Regions from separate parts of the Homo sapiens genome. Here region 1 is linked to region 2. A link is a contact called in ENCODE Hi-C data. All regions are on one chromosome and are shown on one strand. Each heading gives the region's core, a stretch centred on a gene start or an enhancer-like site at or near the end of the contact. The rest is flanking DNA. Distances are from core to core; before and after follow the strand shown.

Region 1 (2,805 bases), core at 148-2,647, 88 kb before region 2:
TTCTGACCCTTGTCCCGTCTCTTGACTCAGGGGTGCTGAAAAAGTCCTGGTGGAATGTAGCAGCACCAGTGCAGTCAGCAGCGAAGCATCTTAACTCTACAGTGTTCTGTAATCCATGCTGATGGAGACTCTCCATGGGCCCTGTGTTTATCTGGGGTGATGCTGCTAAAACTGCTAGTACATCATAGAGCTACACAATAGTGTGGTACTACTACATGACAAGACAGAAGAAAACATGAATACTGGCCCTAGTATACACATGGACTTAAATGATAAAGGAGCATCCTCCTTTATTGGGTAAGTAAAGCTAGATAATTGGGTAAAATTATCTAAATATTTGGGAGAAAGTTATTACATGCCAAGATAAATTCCAAGAAAAATAAGGCTATGAAGTATAGACATTAAATCATTAGAAATATATAAACTTGTCATTGGATCCAGAGATCAGTCAGGGCTTTCTAAGCATAAAAGCAAATAGAGGAAATCACAAAAGACTAAACATAAAATGATATACCTTAAAAAGCAAACTAAAATTTTGTAATAGTTTGTAAATGGACACTATATATAGTGAATCCATAAGGCGCTCTTAAAAATTCAGTATGGAAAAGGATCTGGCTTCCCAATAGAAAAATGGCAAAGGATATGAACAACTCACTTAGGAAAAATAATTTACCAAAAAGCTTCTGGGAAAAAAAGCAGGATGCCAATCTAAAGGGTATTCAAATAAGCAGACATTAAATATACAATGAAAAATTTTAAATGGCAAAAATTTGAAAGAAATCTATGCTAGTAAACAGTAAAATCCTTTCTGGAGTTAAAAGCATGTGTTCGTACTCTTTAACCCAATAATTTCACTTAGGCACTTTTCCTAAAAGAAATATCTCCCAAGGATGTATGTGCAAGGATATCACTGGCAGCATCATTTGGGAACAACTTCCAAGGTCAACAAAAGGGACTGTTTTAGAAATTATGGCATACATCAATGCTAGAATATTACACAGCTATTAAAACTCTGCTTTTGAATAATAGAATTTCTATCATCATGGAAAAAGTTGATCGATTATAAAATATTGGCAGTCATTGACTGTTGATGGTGGGATCAGTTGTGATTTAAATTTTTCTGTATTTTTCAAATTTTCATTAATAGGTTTCCTTTTAATAGGGAAGAGGTTATTTACAAAAAGGGGGGCAAAAAGAAATGAACAACCCCCCCTATGGTCAAGGAGACCAGAAAATGGGAGTAATGTGTTCAAAGCCTAAACCATGAGTTCTGTAAAAGCCCTTGGAGTTGCTTTTCCCCCATAAGAAGCTGCTTCTCCAGCAGCTGCCTTGGCAGCTCTGCGCTGGCTGCCTAGAAGGGTGTGGGAGGAAAAATGCACAAACGCACTTATGAATGGAATGTGTGTTTTGCAAGAGGCCAAGTTGGCAGCTTTGGCTTCCAAAAGGTGGAGCATCAGGCTAAAGAACAGAGTGTGCAGACTGAAGTCTCAGAGGCCTTGTAGTGCAGGCCCATCTCTGCAGAGTTCTGGAGTTGGATCCCTGGGGAAACCTCCACCCCTACCCTTTTTCCTAAGAAAAAGATGGCCTTGGCTATTCTTGAGAGCAAGTGGAGTGCTCTTGGTACAGGGAGATGATCCCTAGTAAAATAGTATGTCATTTATTCAGCACTCAATCTTGACTTTTCCTAGTTTAATCCTCATAACCTTATGAAGTACTAATTTCCCCTATTTTAAAGGTGAGGAAACAGGCCCAGAGAGGGAAATTAATTCACACATAGTGCATTACTGTGTTATTTTCCACAAATGTCTCAATAATCAAAATAGTTATTTCCTTATTTTATACAGCTGTGGAAATAGCCTCAAATGAGGTTAAGTGACTTGCCCCAAAATACTCAGGTGTGTGTGGGAGGTGAAGCTCCAACCCAGGCCTCTTCATATCCGAGGCAGACACTTAATTTATCTCTCAGGACTTGAGCCTCAAGAGGTAAACAGCAGCTAAGCTCTCACAGCTTTGGAGCTCAGCTGGGCAGGAAGGAACCCAACAACACTGTCAGTTTCAAGTTGTTCTCAGGGCCTTGCAGCGGAAGTTGGCAATTCACCTAGGGAACTTTCCTCCTGATGAAGGGACTTGAATCAAGTTGCGGTGTCTGATCCCAAGTCAAGCTCTTCAGTTCTGGTTCCACATAGGGCCAGATCTTACAGAAGCTACATTTAAACTTTCATATAGGACCAGATCTTATGAAGCTACATTTATAAGATTAAACACTGCTCCAACTGCCCAACCCTAAGAGTTAATTTTAAGTAGAATTATCTTTCTCTTCTTTTCTTCTCCTGACAGCAGGTGGTAAGAATTATTTTCCAATTATAAAAGCAATATATGTTGAATGTTAAAAAAAATCGAGTCTACAACAGAAAAGCATTTGTTAAAACCTGATTTGTCAATGGCACTAGCCATAGATAAATACTATTAACGTTTTGGCATATAGCCTTGCAGGTTTTGTTAGAAGCCTATGTATAGCTTTGTATATTTTCTCCTACAAAAGTGTACTCAAACTACATGCTATTCTGTATCCCTCCAGACTTCATACAACAAATAATATACAGTACTGTGAATGTATAATCTCACTAATCTGTAATCCTCTCGGATACATACCATTATTATCCCAAGCACAGAAATGTTAAGCAATTTATTCAAGTTCACACAATAATTTAAAAAGCTGGGATTCAAAGTCAAGCATTCTGGATCCAGAGGTCTACTGCCTCTTCTTGAAGATCTCTTTCACCGAAGATTTTATTTACTCTCTCT
Region 2 (3,034 bases), core at 55-2,554:
CCTCCCTTTTCATCGATCTTAGCATTTTACAACTTCTATTTCCCAGGTTTATAAAATTATTTGTAGGTAAAATTGCTGAGATAACTTTCCCAGGGTGACTCCAGATTTTTATACTGAGCCACAGAAACATTGGTAAGGAAAACTCTTCTAAGAAAGACAGTACCACCCCTGGTCAGATAGGCTTCTGAAAGTATTTAAGGTCTCATCTGAAATGCAAGCTCTTTGTCCCTACAGCCAAGGGGGCTTTAGCCTCCCCACAGCTCCCTAAACATCCCTCCCTCTAAGTATCCAAGTAATAACAGTAGTTTAACATATACAGCCTCAACGCAAGGTAAATTCACTGCTGTTGTCTCCAAACCCAACCAGACCCTGCCTGAAGCCCCTCCTATACAGAACTTTTGCAGCTGCCCTTGACCACCTAAAGGAGAAAACTGGCTGCTCTTAGGTTTGCATCTGTGTTTCCCAAAGTTTCCTGGAAGTAATTTACATACTTTCTGGATGATGCAGAAGATGGATTCCCATCTGTCACTGAGCAAGGTGGGGAGCTAAGCAGACAGTACAATGAAAATCTCAGCCACTACCTGGTCTTTTTTTTGAGATGGAGTCTTGTTCTGTCACCCAGGCTGGAGTGCAGTGATGCAATCTCAGCTTACTGCAAACTCCACCTCCCAGGTTCAAGTGACTCTACTGCCTCAGGCTCCCAAGTAGCTGGGGTTACAGGCACCTGCCACCACACCTGGCTAATTTTTTATTTTCAGTAGAGATAGGGTTTCACCATGTTGGCCAAGCTGGTCTCGAACTCCTGGCCTCAAGTGATCTGCATCTGCCCACCATAGCCTCCTAAAGTGGTGGGATTACAGGCTTGAGCCACCGCATCTGGTTCAATTAAAATTAAAAAAAAAATTTATCAACTTAATACATGTACATAGTTTTTCAAAAAATCAAATAGCACCAAAAGGCTCAACATGAAAACTCAGCTGCTACATTTATAGCCTTTTGTGTGTGCATACTCCTCATCACTTAATAGATAGTATCACACAACTGAGAAATTCTGAGAGAAACTTTGGCTGCCCAAGACTTTAATGACAGCATTTTTGATTGTTGGTTTTGTTCATCTGTTTGTTATCTTTGCTCAAAAAACAGATGTGCCAGTTCAGGAAATCTTACACAGGAGGGGAGATGAGGTACTCACTAGTTAACAGATTCCAACACAGATGGAGATTATGGCAGACTTGTTTCTTAGAAGAGCAGCCCTGAACCTTGAGTTCTCACATCTGCTTTTTCCTCGTGGCAGTCTAAAGAAGAGGGAGGAGCAGTCTGACAATCCGGAGGAGCAAGACTGGCCCAAAACACTTTCCTTGATTGGTGGAGACATTCTGGAGGAGGAGCCAAGCTCTGGGCTAAAGTTTACAGGACTCCCAGCGGTTCCTCTTACAGGTAATGATTTACAGAAACAGCAAGCTTTTGAGGGGCGGAGAAAGCAAATTATTAACAAGAAGGAAAGTGTCCAAGGAGTTGCCGAAGTGGTTAGTTCTGTAAAGGGGCAGAGAGAGCACTTCTCAGAAGGAAGAACAGATGGAGGAAGCCATAGAGGAGTTTTGAAATTGAAAGGAAAGAAGTTGAGGGGCGGTTATGGGTTGGCCTAAATCTCATCAAGCCCATTGGTGCGTTTATCTGTCGAAGTGGCAGGACTAAACATAAACGCTATCAGGTTACTCCCCTGCTCAAATCTTTCAGTGCTTCTTTTTCCACTCCAGGTAAAATCCGAGTCCTTACATGAACTGCAAGGAGTTGTATGATCTGGCACAGGGTCCTCTGATCCACAGCCCATTCTCCTTCCTCTGCCTCACTCTGCACAGCCACCGGCCTCCTTGCTTTTTCTCAAACACACTTGCCTGTTTCAGCCTCAGGCTTTCTGAATTCACAGTTTCCACTGACTGGAACTCTTTCCTCAGATATCCCCCTGGCCAAATTCCTCATTTTCTGAGGTGTCTTATTAAATAACTCTTCCCTTACCTCATTTTCTAAAGTAGCACTCTTCATTTTTTCTCTTTTACCATTTTTTAACTTTTTACATCTCTTACTATCACCCTTGAGGGTAAGAACTCTTTTTGTTTGATGGTGTATCTATTGCCTGGAATAGCTACTGGCAAATTTTAGGCATTCAATAAATAGTTGATGGATATGTGAATAAATAAAGGACTCTTTCAATTACATGTGAGAGACCCAACTTTACTTAAAGAGGAATTTGTTGGTCACTTTTGAGTTCTAGGAGTCTTTTGTTGTTGATTCCTTGGGATTTTCTGTGTAATCACATTACCTGTAAATAAGTAAACAGATCTTACTTCTTTCTTTCAGATCTATATGCGTTTTATTTCCTTTTCTTGCCTTATTGCGCAGGCTAGAGTGTCTAGCTCTACGTTGAATAAGAGTGATGAGAGCAGACATCCTTGCCTTGCTTTTGATCTTAGAGGGAAAACATTCAGTCTTTCATGGTTAGGTACAATATTAGTAGTAGGTTTTGTGTAGATGCCCTTTATCAAGTTGAGGAAATTCTCCTCTATTTCTATTTTTTTCTGAGTGTTTTTATCATGAATAGGTGTTGAATTTTGGCAAGTGTTTTTTCTGCATCAGTTACTATAAGCATGTGGTGTTTTTCTTCTTTAGCCTGTTAATAAGATAGATTACACTGATCTTCTAATATTGAACCAGCCTTGCCTCCCTGGAATAAACCTTGCTTGGTCCTGTTGTATATTTCTTTTTCTGTATTGCTGAATTCTATAGTTATGTCTCTTGACAAATTTGAGAACTTTTCAGCTATTATTTCTTGGAGTAAATTTTTAGCCCCCATGTTAGATCTTTTATGATAGTTTCACAGGTCCCTGAGGCTCTGTTCTTTTTTTTCTTTTTTTTCCCATTCTAGTTTCTTTCTTTTGTTCAGGTTGAGTAAATTCTGGCTTCCAGTTCTTTGATTTTTTTCTTCTATTATTTCTATTCTGATGTTAAGCTCATTATTAGAGACAGGGAAAAAACA

What was found. A loop is a pair of places that touch in the nucleus more often than their neighbours do. Pooled maps may share reads with other maps.
Region 1: a pooled map shows a loop between it and region 2 (2.2-fold over the local background). The contact joins the enhancer-like site here to the promoter of ACSM3 in region 2. A Hi-C loop is called at or near these places in 2 of 168 maps with a recorded cell type or tissue (DLD1 and endothelial cell of umbilical vein) and 7 of 50 pooled maps.

Annotation. Positions count from the first base shown.
Region 1 is chr16:20,850,408-20,853,212 of GRCh38, reverse strand. No RefSeq gene overlaps it. Among named protein-coding and RNA genes, the nearest start is that of REXO5, 45 kb to the right of the region's middle. Within about 2 kb of position 1,397, at least 26 of the 41 ENCODE cell types and tissues checked have a DNase peak (open chromatin) inside an H3K27ac peak, as active enhancers do; they include endothelial cell of umbilical vein, where a contact is called at or near this core.
Region 2 is chr16:20,762,284-20,765,317 of GRCh38, reverse strand. It overlaps ACSM3 (acyl-CoA synthetase medium chain family member 3), which reads right to left and starts at 1,304. Exons shown (of 14, transcript NM_005622.4): 1 at 1,193-1,304. RefSeq lists an enhancer at 1,038-1,167.